Linked DNA regions of Homo sapiens: region 2 is linked to region 1. Evidence: read pairs that join two places in POLR2A ChIA-PET (ENCODE). Cell type or tissue: A673. All regions are shown on one strand. Links, peaks and the distances in the headings refer to the core of each region. The heading gives the core; the rest is flanking DNA.

What was found. Peaks named below come from ENCODE experiments on the same cell type or tissue, not always from the same donor. Only the 100,000 strongest peaks of a DNase experiment are listed, where the experiment ranks them.
Region 2: POLR2A ChIA-PET joins it to region 1 with 10 read pairs; 4 of 35 experiments call an interaction of 5 or more read pairs at or near these places.

Annotation. Positions count from the first base shown.
Region 1 is chr15:74,481,010-74,489,334 of GRCh38, reverse strand. UBL7-DT (UBL7 divergent transcript) reads right to left here. Exons shown (of 4, transcript NR_120377.1): 4 at 8,043-8,284. LOC101929333 (a long non-coding RNA gene) reads left to right here. Exons shown (of 2, transcript NR_198993.1): 2 at 7,932-8,325. Among named protein-coding and RNA genes, the nearest start is that of UBL7-DT, 24 kb to the right of the region's middle. In A673, for the core only: no CTCF peak of the experiment used is centred there; no DNase peak of the experiment used is centred there.
Region 2 is chr15:74,585,626-74,593,950 of GRCh38, reverse strand. It overlaps ARID3B (AT-rich interaction domain 3B), which reads right to left. Exons shown (of 9, transcript NM_006465.4): 5 at 3,948-4,131; 6 at 2,517-2,800; 7 at 2,137-2,391; 8 at 715-813. It overlaps LOC124903527 (a long non-coding RNA gene), which reads left to right and starts at 2,845. Exons shown (of 2, transcript XR_007064718.1): 1 at 2,845-3,495; 2 at 3,890-8,325. RefSeq lists enhancers at 4,324-5,109, 5,110-5,895 and a silencer at 5,129-5,423. In A673, for the core only: no CTCF peak of the experiment used is centred there; a DNase peak (open chromatin) is centred at 5,150; H3K27ac peaks cover 1,140 bases.

The sequences.
Region 1 (8,325 bases), core at 162-8,161:
CACTGCACTCCGGCCTAAGTAACAGAGCGAGACCCTGTCTCTACAAAAGTACAAAAATTATCCAGGCATGATGGCAGGTGCCTGTAATCCCAAATACTCTGGAGGCTGAGGTGGGAGAATTGCTTGAACCTGGGAGGTGGAGGTTGCAGTGAGCCAAGATCACACCCTTGCACTCCAGCCTGGGCGACAGGGTGAGACTCTATCTCAAAAAAAAAGAAAAAAAAGATACCCACATGTGGTTAGTGTGTGCTGTATTGGACAGGGCAGGTTTACAGTGTGTGGAAGAATGTCTTATCATCTCCCTAATATTCATGCTTCTCTTTCTTTCATCATAGAACTCCTCCTCCAAGTTTAGCAATGCACATGAATATCCAGCTTGAGACACCATTTACCAACCTCTCTCAGTTAGGAGTGGCCATATGTGTTTGTTTTCTATTGCAGTGTGACAAATGACCACAGACTTAGCAGCTTAAAACAACACCCACTTATTATCTCAGAGTTCTGTAGGTCAGAAGTCTGGGCTTGGCTGGGTTCTCTGCTCAGGGTCCCAAAAGGCTGATACCAAGGTGTCCATGGGCTGGGCTCTGGAAAAGAATCTACTTCTAGACTCATTCAGGTTGGCAGAATCCAGTTCCTTGTGGCTGTAGATCTGAGATCCTGATTCCTACCTGGCTGTGAGCAGCGGGGGCTGCTCTGTGTTCCCAGAGGCTGCCGGGATACTTCCTGTGGTCCCTACACCTTTTCTTTTCTTTCTTTTTTTTTTCTTTTTTTGAGACAGAGTCTTGCTCTGCCACCCAGGCTGGAGTGCAGTGATGCTATCTTGGCTCACTGCAACCTCTGCCTCCTGGGTTCAAGAGATTCTCCTGTCTCAGCCTCCCAAGTAGCTGGGATTACAGGTGTGCACCACCACGCCTGGCTAATTTTTGTATTTTTAGTAGAGATGGGGTTTCACCATGTTGGCCAGGATGGTCTCGAACTCCTGACCTCAAGTGATCTGCCCTCCTTGACCTTCCAAAGTGTTGAGATTACAGGTGTGAGCCACTGCACCTGGCCAGTCCCCTACATCTTCAAGGCAGCCTTGGTGCAGTGCCTTTCTTATGCTTGGAATCTCTCTCTGATGGTTAATTTTAGGTGTCAACTTAACTGGATTAAGGAAAACGTAGAAACCTACTAAAGCATTCTTTTGAGTGTCTCTGTGAAGGTGTTTCCAGAGGAGATTAGTGTGTGAGTCTCAGTGGACTAGGTGGGAAAGATCTGCCTGCAATGTGGGTGGGCACCATTCAATCTGCTGGGGGCTTGGAGAGAAGAAAAACCAGGGCAAAAATGAATGTGCTGATCTACCTGCTGGAGCTGGGATACACTCTTCCTCTCCCGTCCTTGGACAATAACTCCAGACTTCTCGGCCTTTGGATTCCAGGACTTACATCAGTGGCTCCCCTCCCTGAGTTCTCAGGCCTCTGGGCTCGGCCTGAGAGTTACACCCTTGGCCTCCCTGGTTCTGAGGCCTTCAGACTTGGATTGAGCCATGCTACCAGCATCCCAGGGTCTCCAGCTTGCATATGGCTCATTGTGGGACTTTTTGCCTACCATAATCACATGAGCCAATTCCTCTAATAAATCCCCTCTCAGCCAGGTGCACTGGCTCACATTTTTTTGTTTCCCAGTGCATGTAAAAGTTATGTTTACACTATACTGTAATCTATTACATGTGCAATAGCATTCATTATGCCTAAAAAAAACATAGTACACACCTTAATTAAAAAATACTTTCTGGCTGGGTGTGGTGGCTCATGCCTGTAATCTCAGCACTTTGGGAGGTGGACACAGGAGAATCAGTTGAGCTCAGGAGTTCAAGAACAGCCTGGGCATCCTAGTGAGACTCCATCTCTTTTTTAAAAAATACCCCCTTTATCTATCTATCTATCTATCTATCTATCTATCTATCTAATCTATCTATCTATTCATCCATCCTTTCTATTGGTTCTGCCTCTCTGGAGAACCCTGATTAATACACTCTCTGTCTTCCCCTTCTGCCCAGCAGCCAGAAAAACTGATTTTCAAGGGCTTGTGATTAGATTACACCCACCTGGATAATCCTTTTGCTTTATAACAGAACATAATCTCAGGAGTGAGATCATGTTGATTTCTACCTATCCTCAAAAAGGAAGAAAGGGATTATGCCAAGGCAAGGATCATAGGAAGAATTCTTAGAATTCTGCCTCCTATGCCATGTGATTAAATTCTAGTCAACAAGAAGTTAATGGCAACTCTGTTCTTCCAGTTGCTCAAAATACTGGGTGTCCTCCTTGGCCTCTCACTTCTCACACCCCATTGGTCAGTCAGAAAATTCTGTCAGCTCTGCCTGCAAAACACACTCAGCATTCAAGCACTTCCCATGCCTTCCTACTTCCCAATGCTGGGCAGGTCACCATCATCTCTCACATGGATTAGTGTAACTTCCTAGCTGGCTTTCTCTCCAGCATTGTTCTTTTTTTTTTTTTTTTCTGAGATGGAGTCTCACTCTTGTTGCCCAGGCTGGAGTGCAATGGCACGATCTTGGCTCACTGCAACCTCCGCCTCTCAGGTTCAAGCGATCCTCCTGCCTCAGCCTCCCAAGTAGCTGGGATTACAGGCATGCACCACCCATGCCCGGCTAATTTTTGTATTTTTACTAGAGATGGGGTTTCTCCATGTTGGTCAGGCTAGTCTCGAACTCCCGACCTCAGGTGATCCGCCCACCTCGGCCTCCCAAAGTGCTGGGATTACAGGCGTGAACCACTGTGCCCGGTCATTTTGTTCTTGACACAGCAACCAGAATGATCCTGATACAGCATATGCCAAACCATGTCCCTTAGCACTCTTCAGTGGGTCTCTATCTCATAATAAAGACCAAAATCCTTAATATGGACCACACGATTCTACTTTGGTCTCCATATTAGGTTTGTGACCTCAAAATCCTATCACTCTTCTGGCTGGGTGTGGTGGTTCACGCCTATAATCCCAGCATTTTGGGAGGCCAAGGTGGGCAGATCACTTGAGGTCAGGAGTTTGAGATCAGCCTGTCCAACATGGCAAAACCCTGCCTCTAATAAAAATACAAAAATTAGCTGGCATGGTGGCACACACCTGTAATTCCAGGAATTTGGGAGGCTGAGGCGGGCGGATCACTTGAGGTCAGGAATTCGAGACCAGCCTGGCCAACATGGCAAAATCCCATCTCTACCAAAAATACAAAAACTAGCTGGGCATGGTGGTATGTGCCCGTAGTCCCAGCTACTCAAGAGGCTGAGGCACAAGAACCACTTGAACCCGTGAGGCGGAGGTTGCAGTGAGCTGAGATCTCGCTACTGCACTCCAGCCTGGCGACAGAGCGAGACTCTGGCTCAAAAAAAAAAAAAAAAAAAAATCTTATCACTCTTCTCCTCCTTCTCTTCACTGTAGCCTCATAGGGCTCCTTGCTGTTCCTTAAACATGTCAAAAAGTGCTTTAAGTCTTTGGTACTTGCTATTCTCTTTGCCTAGAATGTTCTTCTCCAAGATATCTACATGGCTAGCTCTCATTTCCTTCATGTCTTAATTCAAAAGTTGCCTTTCAGCCAGGCAAGGTGGAGCATACCTGTAATCCCAGTGCTTGGGAGGCTGAGGTGGGAGGATTGCTTGAGGCCACGAGTTCGAGACCAGCCTAGGGAACATAGTGAGACCTTTTTTGGTTCTACAGAAAATAAAATAAATAGCCAGCTTGGTGGCACATTCCTGTAGTCTCAGCTACTTGGGAGGCTGAGACAGAGGATACCTTGAGCTCAGGAGTTTGAGGTTGCAGTGAGCTATGATCATGCCACTACACTCCAGCCTAGATGACAGAGTAAGACCCTGTTTCTAAAAAAAATAAAAATAAAAAATAAGCCTGGTGCGGTGGCTCACACCTATAATCCCAGCACTTTGGGAGGCCAAGGTAGGCGGATCACTTGAGGGCAGGAGTTTGAGACCAGCCTGGCCAACAGGGTGAAACCCCGTCTCTACCAAAAAAACCTAGCTGGGCGTGGTGGCATGTGCCTGTAGATCCAGCTACTCAGGAGGCTGAGGCATGAGAATCCCTTAAACCTGGGAAGCAGAGGTTGGAGTGAGCCAAGATCGCGTCACTACACTCCATCCTGGGTAACAGAGCGAGACTCCATCTCAAAATAAACAAACAAACAAACAAACAAAATTCAGCTGGGCGCAGTGGCTCATGCCTGTAATCCCAGCACTTTGAGAAGCCGATGCGGGTGGATCACCTGAGGTCAGGAGTTTGAGGCTGGCCTGGCCAACATGGTGAAACCCATCTCTACTAAAAATACAAAATTAGCTGGGTGTGGTGGCGGGCACCTGTAATCCCAGCTTCTCCGGGGGGCTGAGGCAGGAAAGTCAACTGAACCCAGGAGGCGGAGGTTGCAGTGAGCTGAGACTGTGCCATTGCACTCTAACCTGGGCAACAGTAAGACTCGGTCTCGAAGAAAAGAAAACATTCAGGCCAGGCACAGTGGTTCATGCCAGTAATCCCAGTGAGGCTGAGGTGGGCAAATCATTTGAGCCCAAGGAGTTTGAGGCCAGCCTGGGCAACTGGGCAACATGGGGAAATCTTCATCTCTAAAAAATAGAAAAATTAGCCCAGTGTGGGGCATGTGCCTGTAATTCCAGCTAATTGGGAAGCTGAGGTGGGGAAGTTGAGGCTGTGTGAGCTGTGATAGCACCACTACATTCCAGTCTGGGTGACAGAGTGAGACCCCGTCTCCAAAACACAACAAAAATTTACTTTTCTAGTGAGGCTTCTCGTGGCCACATCACTTCATATTCTCCTACCCTGCTTTAGTGTTTTGCACCTTAGTACTTTTCACTGTGCAACCTACTAAAAAAAATTTTTTTTTTTTGAGACAAAGCCTTGCTCTGTCACCCAGGCTAGAGTGCAATGGCGTGATCTTGGCTCACTGCAACCTCCGCCTCCCAGGTTCAAGTGATCCTCCTGCCACAGCCTCCTGGATAGCTGGGATTACAGGCATGTACCAACACGCCCAGCTAATTTTTGTATTTTTAGTAGAGACAGGGTTTCACCATGTTGACCAGGCTGGTCTTGAACTTCTTACCTCAAATGATCCACCCGCCTTGCCCTCCCAAAGTGTTGGATTACAAATGTGAGCCACCACTGCTGGCCCACACTACAGATTTTAATTTTGCATCTTGTTTATCTCTCCCACCAAAATGTAATCCATTAGCACAGAGATTCTCTCCCATTCCCTCCCTTTCCTCTTCTTTTCTTCATTACTGTATCAACTTGGCATGTGGTAGGCACTCACAAATGTTTGTTGAATTAATAATACGGTGAGAGGGAGATGATGAGAGTCAAAGCATTCTTTTTGGCCAGGTGCAGTGGCTCACGCCTGTAATCCCAGCACTTTTAGAGGCTGAGGTGGGTGGATCACCTGAGGTCAGGAGTTGGAGACCAGCCTGGCCAACATGGTGAAACCCTGTCTCTAAAAAAAAAAAAAAAAAAAATTAGCCAGGCATGGTGGCACATGCCTGTAGTCCCAGCTACTTGGGAGGCTGAAGCAGGAGAATCGCTTGAACCCGGGAGGCAGAGGTTGTAGTGAGCCGAGATCATGCCACTGCACTCCAGCCTGGGCGACAGAGCAAGACTCCATCTCAAAAAAAAAAAGCAATTTTTTTTTTTTTTTTAGTAAGAGACAGGATTCCAGGCTGAGGTGTAGTGACACTATCATAGCTCACTGCAGCCTTGAATTCCTGGGCTCAAGCCATCCTCTCACCTCAGCCTCCCGAGTAGCTGACATTACAGATGCGTGCCACCACACCCAGCTAAATATTTTTATTTTTTGTAGAGACAAGGTCTTGCTATGTTGCCCAGGCTGGTCTCAAGGGGTCCTCCTGGCCTCAAGAGGTCCTCCTGTCTCAGCCTCCCAATGAGCTGGGATTACAGGCATGGGCCACCATGCCTGGCTGGGAATTGGAGCATTCTAAGATCTTCATACTGTTTGGGAGGGAGGTGGTGATACTGATTAACTTTAGAGTTTGCTAAGCTAAATGTGGATGCTGTGCTTTTAAGGGATACCACTGAGAGAACCGAAATGGAACTATGACTTCAATGTGGATGGGAAGGGAAGGGCAAAAAAGAAAATTTGATTAAGCCAATGGGAGGCAGGAATGAAGAAAAAGCAGCAAAGATACAATAAAAAGAAAGCACAAAGCTTCCTGATTCTCGTGGAATAATGGCAGATGCCTAAAATCCCTTCACAGTCCTTCACAAACCATACAGATTGACAATGAAAGCAACTTAAATAAATCACCCCATCCCTCACAGCATCACTAGGAGACAGGGCATACCTCAAACTTCAATTTACATATAAATGGGGAGATAAATATCTGAAACCAGCAGAGCTAGGTCTAGAGCTCACTTCTGAACGGGAAGTCAGGAGGGTTGTGTGGAAGACAGCAGAGTGCAGCCAGGTCCTGGAGGTGGCAGCACACAGATAGCATTGGCTAGAATTAGCCCCAGAAGGAGAGGACCGTATCCTGAGAATTGGTGGATCAGAGAACTGTCTACTGAGTAATTGAAAGAAACATTCGTGAACTAGCAATAGCAGAAACAACATTCTCTGATCACAAAATGCAATACAATGACAAATTAACAAAATTAAAAGTAAAAAGACTTTTCGAACTAGAATTTTTTTTTTTTTTTCCGAGATGGAGTCTCGTTCTGTCTCTCAGGCTGGATGGAGTGCAGTGGCGCGATCTTGGCTCACTGCAACCTCTGCCTCCCGAGTTCAAGCAATTCTCGTGCTTCAGCCTCCCAAGTAGCTGGGATTACAGGTGCCTGCCACCACGTCCAGCTAATTTTTGTATTTTTAGTAGAGACGAGGTTTCACCATGTTGGCCAGGCTGGTCTTGAATTCCTGACCTCAAGTGATCTGCCCCCCTTGGCCTCCCAAAGTGCTGGGATTACAGGTGTGAGCCACCATGCCCAGCCTAGAAATTTTAAAGAACTCGATCGAGCAACTCTTGAGTCAACAGGGTAATACAAACCAAAATTGCAGAATTTTATAAAATAACAATAATGAAAACACAGCTTATCTGAATTTATGAGGTACTGCAAAAGCATTGTTAGGAAATGTATTACATCAAATACACATATCAGTAAAAGTAAACATCAACTAAAAAGGAAAAAAGCAAAGTAAACCAAGAGAAAGTAGAAGGTAGGAATGAATATAGACATAAATAGAAATTAATAAGTGAGGGCCGGGGGCAGTAGCTCACGCCTGTAATCCCAGCACTTTGAGAGGCTGAGGCAGGTGATCACTTTTAGCTTAGGAGTTCGAGACCAGCCTGGGCAACATGGCGAAACCCTGTCTCTACTAAAAATACAAAAATTAGCCAGGCACATGGTGGCGCGTACCTGTAATCCCAGCTACTCAGGAGGCTGAGGCAGGAGAATCACTTGAACCTGGGAGGCAGAGGTTGCAGTGAGCTGAGATTGTTCCACTGTACTACAGGCTGGGCAACAGAGTGAGACTCCATCTCCAAAAAAAAAGAAAGAAATTAATGAATTAGGAAACAGAAAAAACGGTGTTTGGAGCTGGAGATGGCATGGGCACTGGTAGAGCTATTCTGGCTGTGGTGAGGAGGTGACCCCTGCCTGGTCCAGGAACTCCCAACTCTCCCTGCACCCTCCTTGGCTCCAGCCTTTGAAGCATGTCTGCCTGCCCCACTCCTAGTTTCCTGCGTTTCCTTGTCCTCTGCCCCTCCCCGCACCATTGAAGGCAGAAGCATGGGGTGCTCCCCTGTGCCAGCCGTCCACGGGCAGCACCAATGGGCAGAAGGCAGTGAGGTCTCTGATTCGCCTCTCTCGTTTCTCCATTCCACCTCCCCGTCCCCCTCCATAAGAAGACTGGATGCCTGTGCTAACGCAGAGATTGAGAGACCCCAACATAAACCCTTGCTTGAAGGAATCTGATGCTTCTACCAGAGGAATGGATGAAAATGACCATGACAGGGAAACATGTTCCATTTATTTATTTATTTATTGGTGGTCTTGCTGTGGTGTCCAGGCTGGCCTCAAACTGCTGGACTCAAAGGATCCTCCTGCCTCAGCCTCCTGAGTAACTGTAATTATAGGCCACCACTCTAGGCTCTACTTCTTGGAACGCAAAAACTACCGAGAGTCTGGAATTTTATCATGGTCCGAAGAATACAGGATGGAGTGAAGCCATCTGTGTCCATAGCAGAGAGAGAGATGAAATCTTGGGAAAATGGGAAAGAAGCCCTATTGAATGTTTGCATT
Region 2 (8,325 bases), core at 203-8,202, 100 kb before region 1:
CTGGCCTCAGCCTCCCAAGTAGCTGGGACCACAGGTGTGCACCACCATGCCTGGCTATTTTTTTTTGTATTTTGTAGATTTGGGATTTTGCTATGTTGCTCAGGCTGGTCTCAAACTCCTGGGCTCAAGTGGTCCTCTTGCCTCAGCCTCCCAAAGTGCAAGGATTACAGGCATCAGCCACCGTGCCCAGTCATGAATACTAAGTTAAACCCTTAGAAAGACTCTGTAAAGGTGCGAAATCAACCAACCAACAAAACACTGTTGCCAAATTAGGTTTAGGAAAAGATAACTGTAAAAGACTGGGGGGCAGGGAGCTTAACAATGTAAGCTGATTCTCCTATACTGGGGTTCCTTTGCCTGTGTCTCAGTCTGCAAAAGGAAGAGAAGAGCTGAATTACAGTCAGAGAAAGGCTGTGCATGAGAAGACCTGGGGATTGTGGGACACTGACTGACTTCTTCAATTAACGAGCCAACCACTGGTCTAAAAGGGTTAGGTGAAGGGTTTCTGCCAAAGTGGGAGGGACCTATCATCCTGTTAACAATCCACAGTCTACTAGTCCAGAGGACCACTTGACCTTTGCAACTCTGAGACCAGGAAAAAGGAAGCCACTGTGGGAGGTGTTCAGACAGAGGGTAAGAGGCAGGGCCAGCCGCAGAGCTGCCCTGTGGCTAGCTGCGGCCACGTGGGCCTCCCCCAGAGCTCCAGGGCCTCACCTGCATAGGTGGTGCCATCGATGTCCACAGACATGTTAATGCTCCCAATGCTACTCGTGGTCAGGTTCAGTGCTGCAGCCGAGGCCTCTGCTCTGTCTTCTGCTGGGGACAGGGAGACAGTGGGCCTGGTCAAGCCTTCCACAGCACTCCTGTTGTCCTCTCTGATGCTGCCTGGCCACCCCTGGTCAAAGCCTCACGCTGTTAAAAGGCATCTATGTAACCTTCTCCTGAGTGTAGGGTATGGCAGGAGATCCCAGGCTCGCCAATCTCCTGTTGCTGGCTTTTTCCACTGACCCAGTTCATCCCCTCAACTACCTCTGCTCCCAGAGAAAAGGAATCACAGTAGGCAAGGAGGCCGGCTCCGGCCCCACCACTCTGCACTGGCACTTTCCAAGTGACGGGCAAACCCTGAACTACACTATACACCAGGCCCAGGAAATCAGAGATCAATGAGACCCAGCCCCAACTTTGAGGACCCACCTGCCCTTTCTTTCCTTTGACTCTGAGTCCCTCAGAGAGAGGAGTCTACGCCCTCAGCCCCTCCCCTCCATGACCACCCAGGCAGCTGGCGTTTGTGGAAGCCTGCAAGTGCTGGCACACACGGCCTTTGGCTGGCTCACCCCAGACTCAGAATTCTTCCCGGTGAGCTGTCTTTTCTAACAGCCCTTTGCTTTGTGCAGGAGCAGGGTACCTGGCCCTGGATGAGCTGTTACCTCCCAGTTTCCTTCTGGTCCCCAAGGGCAATGGGGTAGGAGGGGCAGCCTGGGAATATGTATAGCTCCCTTCACACCTGGCTCCTTCCCACACATCTCATTCATGTTTGCTTTGAGATAGCATCAGGACCAGAATGGGAAAGAATGTGTGTGAATGGGAAAAGGGGCGTGTGGCTTGAGGAAGAGAATGTGGGGCACCAGAACAATGTGAAGAGGAAGGGAAAGGATGTCAATTATGCTGCCAAACTTGTGTTTCCTCCTTCTGTCTATATTCCTGAGTCCCACTGTCCAGCCCGGGGCAACTTGGCCCCTCGCTGAGCCTCAGGAACATGGGGTGTCTTCCTCCCAGACCTGCAGACGGTGCCCTGCTCTTGCCTACATCCAGTGAGGTGCTGGGGTAATGGCTGGTGGGGAAACGCAGCAGCTCTCTGAAGGCCTCTGGCTCCTCCTCTGTGAATAACTGCTTTTCCCTCTTACTAGAGAACAGGGCACTGCCTGAGGCAACATGTGGTCCCCTCTACCAAACAACCTCAGCTTGGTGAACTAAGATCTCAGTGCCTCTCTTCTAGGGGCCTGGAAGGCAGAACCTGGAGGGGCCTCTTCCAGGTCAGGAGTATGTGCCTCACCACCCCTGCCCCACCAGTCCCAGGAGGCGTGAATGGGCTTGGGGTTTCCAGGAAGGGAAGGCCCGGCCCTGAGCCTGGCTCACCCCTGCCGTTGATCCTGATCTTCATGGGGAGCTGCCGTGCCATGCTGAAAAAGTTGCGCTGGAAGGCCTGCTGCACCAGGCGCTGCTCCTCCTCAGACAGCCTCGATGCCTTCTTCTCAGCAGGCTCCCCTGACTCCAGCCGCTCCCGCAGCTGCTCCAGTGCGGCGGTCCGAGTACCAGCCTGCTGGCTTGCCAAGGTCACGGGCACAGCCAGACGATTTGGCACAGGCACTGTTGTCACTGGGGCTCCATCACCTGCAAAGGAACTGGAGCTGGACCAATCCACAATTGACCCTCTTGCCCCAAAACCCCAGTCTTGAACACAGGGAACTGGCATCCCTTCCTCCCTTTCTTCCTTCTCCCCCAGGAGCCCTGCTGACCTTTCCTGAGAGTGGTTGCTGGGGATATCCGAGGGCTACTGGTATTGGTACCACTGCTGGAGCCAAGCCCAAGGATGGGAAAGCGGATCTTGGGTGGGGAGAGAAGGGCAGGGGCCCCGGCAGCGGCAGCAGCAGTAGCCGCAGCAGGTGAGTAGCCAAAGAGGGAGGAGCTGTAGCTGGGCCGCCGGCCCTCCCTGCGGTTGCCATCAATTGCTGCCTGGAGCTCGGCTGGGGAACTCAAGGCTTTCTTCTCACACTCATAGGCATACAGATACTTCATGTACCTGGAGGAAAGGAAGCAAGCAGGGAGAATAATCCAAAACAGCACCAGAGACCACCCAGTTGAGGTTGGTGGGTCTCTGGAAGCAGTCTCTGTTGGGCAGGACTCTAGGGCAAAGGATTGCAACCTTGGTATACTTGGCAGAAAAGTCTGGGATGGCCGGACACTCTGCCCCAGCCTCCTCTGACTGCCACTCAATCCTAAATAGGCTCTACTTTGAAGCACCATTCATTAGGGGAAATAAATAACATCTTAGTTGGCGTTTTCACATTTGTTTTGAAGCCCTGGGAAAAATTAGGCCCATGTTTTACAAGGGCTTTCTGACTTCTTGATCTTATAACCATTCAGAGCTGGGCTAGTCAGATAGGAGCAATTCTTCCCATTGTGCATGGGACCTAGACACTGTCATTCTTTGTGTCTTAGGTCCCAAGAAGCAGTTCTCTACCCAAGAACCTTGCCATTCTGGTTGTAGCTACAACATGCTACCTAACTGATGTCAGTTGTTCATTGCATACTCTTCACAGAACAACTTCCAGAGTGTTCCAGAAGAAAAGATTCCTCTCTGGCCCTCATTCTTCAGTGCTACTATTGGTTTCACCGCTTCCATCACCCATGTAATTAACTCAAATGCTGACAAAACCAGGTCACCAATCCAAGGGGGCCTTCCTGCCTGCCTTTCTCTGGGTCCTCTGCCGCTGGGTAAGCTGAATATCAGGTAAGAGGGGCCACTTGGGGTGGAGATGCTGTTTGGAAGACAATGTCCTGGAAGGGGCACAGGTCTTAGAGACAGAAGCCCAGGTCTGAATCTCAGCTCTACCACTTACTGGCTGGTATATGACCTTAGCCAAATTATTTAACCATGGAGACTTCATTTTTGTAATGTGGGAAATGGGGGCATACCTACTTTACAGGGTTGACTGTGAGGTTTAAATGAAATAGTAAAGTACCAGCACAGAGTAGACACTTGGTAAATGGTGGTTCTCATCACTACTTGGTTTAGTGAGGGATTCATCTCAGAAAGCTCCCCACTGTTTCGGGAATCCACTCATCTTGCTAACCATACAAAGGAATTTCCTTCCTTCCTCTCCTCTAGGTTACAACATCCCCTTTCTCCAGCCTCAGCTTCCTTCTCCCAGGCCCTGGCCACTCACTGCGTCCTGAGGGTGAAGGCGGCGCTGGTGATGGATGTGGGCAGGTTTAGGCCTTTGGTGATCTCCCTCCAGATCTTCTTGTTGATGATCTCCACCAGGCCTCCCTTCTCGGTCACCAGCTTATACAGCATGTACAGGTCCAGGATCTGTTTGGCCATGATGGGGATTCGGTTGATGGGGGTCCCTGTGGTTGTCCAACGAGAGAAAGAGACAGCGGGATCATCATCAGGCTGAGAAGAAAGATTCCGTGTATGCCCACCTTTAGCCGAGCTGGAAACAATGCTCATCAACCTGGAAGTGTAATTTAACTCAAACTCCCCAAGCCTGAACACTCAGACTAGCTGTCAGGACAGGTCCAACGCACAGGCTGTGTGGGCCTTTGGCAAAGCACTTAGCCTCTCTGGTTCTGTTTTGCCGTCTGTAAATAAGAGGGCCAGACTAGATGATTTCAAAGGTGCTTGTTTTTTAGTTCGTGTGTGTGTGTTTTTGTTTTTGTTTTGCTGGCAGTATGATTCCAGACTATTCCTAGTGATCTGGCGACTTATCTCTGCAGCTTTCAGACTCCATTCAGCGGCAGCTTCCTCTGGGATGCCTTTCTCTGACTTCCTAGAAGGGGAGCCCTGCCTAGTCACCCTCCTGGCAGCGCTCAGTGCTGCTTATAAGAGTGTGCTCGCTGGCTGGGTGCGGTGGCTCACGCCTGTAATCCTAGCACTTTGGGAGGCCGAAGCGGGCAGATCACGAGGTCAGGAGATCGAGACCATCCTGGCTAACATGGCGAAACCCCGTCTCTACTAAAAATACAAAAAAAATTAGCCTGGCATGGTGGCAGGCGCCTGTAGTCCCAGCTACTCGGAAGGCTGAGACAGGAGAATGGCATGAACCCGGGAGGCGGAGCTTGCAGTGAGCCGAGATCACACCACTGCACTCCAGCCTGGGCGACAGTGAGACTGTCTTAAAAAAAAAAAAAAAAAAAAAAAAAAAAGAGTGTGCTTGTTTGCACATGCCTGCTTTCTCCTCTCCTGCTTGATGGAGAAATGGTTTATTTCTCTCTCGTGTGCCCCGCCATGTCAAAGGAGCTGCTGGACACACAGGTCTCCAGAGGAATGAAAAGCCACTCAATTCTCTCCCCACACCAATCACTCCACCCACTCCCTGGCCTCTGAAAGGGGGAGGGTCAGAGCAGCTTCCACCCAATGGCCCCGAGGGGAAGTGAGAGGAGCCAGGGACTTGATTAGGAAACCTGGCACCGAGGAGGAAGGGCTACTAATGAGCACCAGGGGATATGGTGAGGGCGGGGCAAGTCCTTTCACAGCCGGCTGGGATGCTCATCAGGAGGCGTGATGGATGACTGTCATTTGGCAGCCTCGGGATTAATGATCTGGAGGTCAGAGGGGAGAATTCCACAGGGAAGGGTCACCGTCCAGGGCAGGGTATGAGACTTGTTGCCTTTTGATGGCAAACTCCTTTTACTGTACACAGACTACTGCTCCTCTGCCTTGCCCCCTCCCATTGCCCCAGTCTCGCTGAGGTCTCACTGGGCTGCCTGGTGGACCTTAAACCAACCTGAGCAGGGAAGAGCTGTTTGTTTCTGCTCCATCCGCCTTCTTTCCCTAAAGGCACAGCAGTTTTCTCAGCTCTGAATGGCAGCCTCACCAACTCTTTTACAGGATGGTTCAAGCCAGAGAATGAAAAGGAAGCACTGTGGGCATGGATATGTGGGGCTGCTGCGGCAGGACCAGGCCTCTTCTTCTTCTTTTTTTTTTTTTTTAAAAGATAGGGTCTCACTCTGTTGCCCAGACTGGAGTGCAGCGGTGCAATCATGACTTATTGCAGACTTAACCTCCAGCCATCCTCCCACTCAGCCTCTTAAGTAGCTGGGAATACAGGCACACACCACCACACTCAGGGAATTTAAAAACATTTTCTGTAGAGACAGGATCTTCCTATGTTGCCCAGGCTGGTCTCAAACTCCTAAGCTCAAGCAATCCTCCTGCCTCAGCCTCCCAAAGCACATGGACTGCAGCGTGAGCCACAGCACCTGGCTTAGGCCTCTTTCCTAAGTGTGGGGAGGGGGTTAGTGACCTTGAAGACCTTTATCTTGACCTGCTGGTCCTTGGAGGGTCAAGGACAAAGGGGTCATGGAATTAGATCCACAAATTCATAGGTAAAATAACAGAGGATTACGGGCATACTCCTAAGACACACAGCTCATGTGCTGGTTGACTTCTCCCAGTGCTGTTCTGGACAGTAAACCTTCCCCCTACCAGAAAGACAAAAGCCCCCAGCAGGACAGGGCTAACGTCGACCTCCTTTTGGAGGCCTATCTGCCCAAACACACCCATGGCCTTGAGTCCACACCTTCCAAGGCATTACCTGGAGTGTCTGAGAGGACCACTCCCCAGGTCCCCTCACACAGGGCTCCTAAGCTCACATTTCCGGAAGCTCCTAGGGCATCTTCACACGTGTGACCCGTTTACTTCCAAGTCAGAATGTTTGTGCTGGGCTCATCTTCATTCCCCTAAACTAGCTCCCTTTCCCCACACCTCATTTTTTCCCAGCAACACTACCACCCTTGGAAGTTAGGCAGGAAGGCAGGAACCTCGTGTCAGCACTGGCTCCTCTCCTCTCCCTATCACCCACTTTCAGGGTGTTAGAAGGCTTCATGATTCGTCCTTGGAGGTACCTCTCAAAGGCATCTTCCTTTTTGGCCTGCAGCCACCATCCTGGTCCAGGCCCTCTCTGGCCCACAGTTAGATGCCTGCAGCAGCCTCTTAGCCATACGATCAACTTGAACACTGCAGCCAATCTTATTAAAATACTACTTTTACCATATTACTCACCTCCTTGTTTAAAAACCTATGAAAACTCTTATTGCTTACCTAGCCCATCTCACATGTCCAATCGCATGACCCATGTTCCTCAACACTCCCTTAGAAGATCACATGTGAAGTATTCCTGGCATATCCAAGCAACTCTCTTGTACTCCAACTCACTGGGCCTTCTCCCTATTGCCCCCAAAACACGCTCTTTTGTGCCTCCCCTCAAATCCTTCACAGTGTTCTTCCATATCCACTCCTTCCAGGAAGCATGTTCTCACTACCCCAGTTCATGTGGGTTTCTTCCCTCTCAGAATTTCTATCATGCCCCTATAAGTTTAGCAAATTGTCCTTCTCTAATTGTTTCACATCTGTCCATCCGATATCCCAGGAGGACTGTCAGCTCTATGAAGGCAGGGGTTGTCTTTCCTTTACCATGCCTACCATGCCTTATAGTGTTAATAAATTAACCTACCCAGAAATGTTTCTCGAGGTCTCACTATGTTGCCCAGGCTGGTCTCAAACTCCTGGACTCAAGCAATCCTCCCACTTCAGCCTCCCAAAGTGTTGGGATGACAGGCGTGAGCCACGCACCCGGCTGAGATTTTCTAGTGTGGTTCAAACTGCCTCTGAAGGCAACTCCCCAGAGAGGAATTACAAATTCATTTTGAGTAGTCATTGGACTAATTGCCTGGCTGTTTGAGATGGCATCTTTGAAGGACAACATTGTTATAGATGTAGAAATTTCATTAAAAATTAGCCTCTTTATAGTCACACACAACGTGACTGTATTATATTAGACTGAGAACTGCTTAGGGCCAGGGGAACAATGGCAGATACAGAACCTGAGGAGACAAGGAAGGGTCACAGTGGTGTCTGAAGTCAAGGTTGTAACCTAACTAATAAGTGATCTCTTCCCAGAGGGGAAAGTGTACTCTTCTGGGAACTGTCATCACACTACAGAGAAACCGCAGGTAAGAGGTGCACTGGAAACCGTGGTGGTGGCCCCTGCACCCTGCTGTGTGGCCCAGCTCCACCCAGGGCATACTTGGGAAGCTGTTTTCCTCACTCCACAGTGAACTCTCCTCACACGAGCCCCCATGCCCTGATCAGGCACCCTGGTTCTGGAGATCAAGCTGATAAGGAGATTGGGCGCATTATTCCCTGTGGCTGGCCCTCTGTGAAACTGTCAGTGGCTCCCAGTGCAGGCTGGCCCTTGGTGCCATCAGAAACAGAGCGGAGGCTATGCCGAGGGCTCTCTAGATGACAGTGGCGCTTTCTCCCATCAGATAATCCAGACACAAAAGCCTGCCGCGTCTTTGATTCTTCTAACAACTGAGAGAAGCAGAATCTGCAGGTTGGTCTCAGCAGTTTGCTTTGTGCTTAATGGACCTGGTAGCCATTTCTCTTGTCCAAAGTAGATTCTACTATGAAGAAAGAGAGAAGGCCTTTAAGCTAAGTTTACCTGCTGAACAAGAACCAATAGGCAATCGACAGACTCAGGCCTCAGTTTCCGCAAATGTGAAGTGAGGAATTTGGACTAGATGATTTTCAGTTCTAAA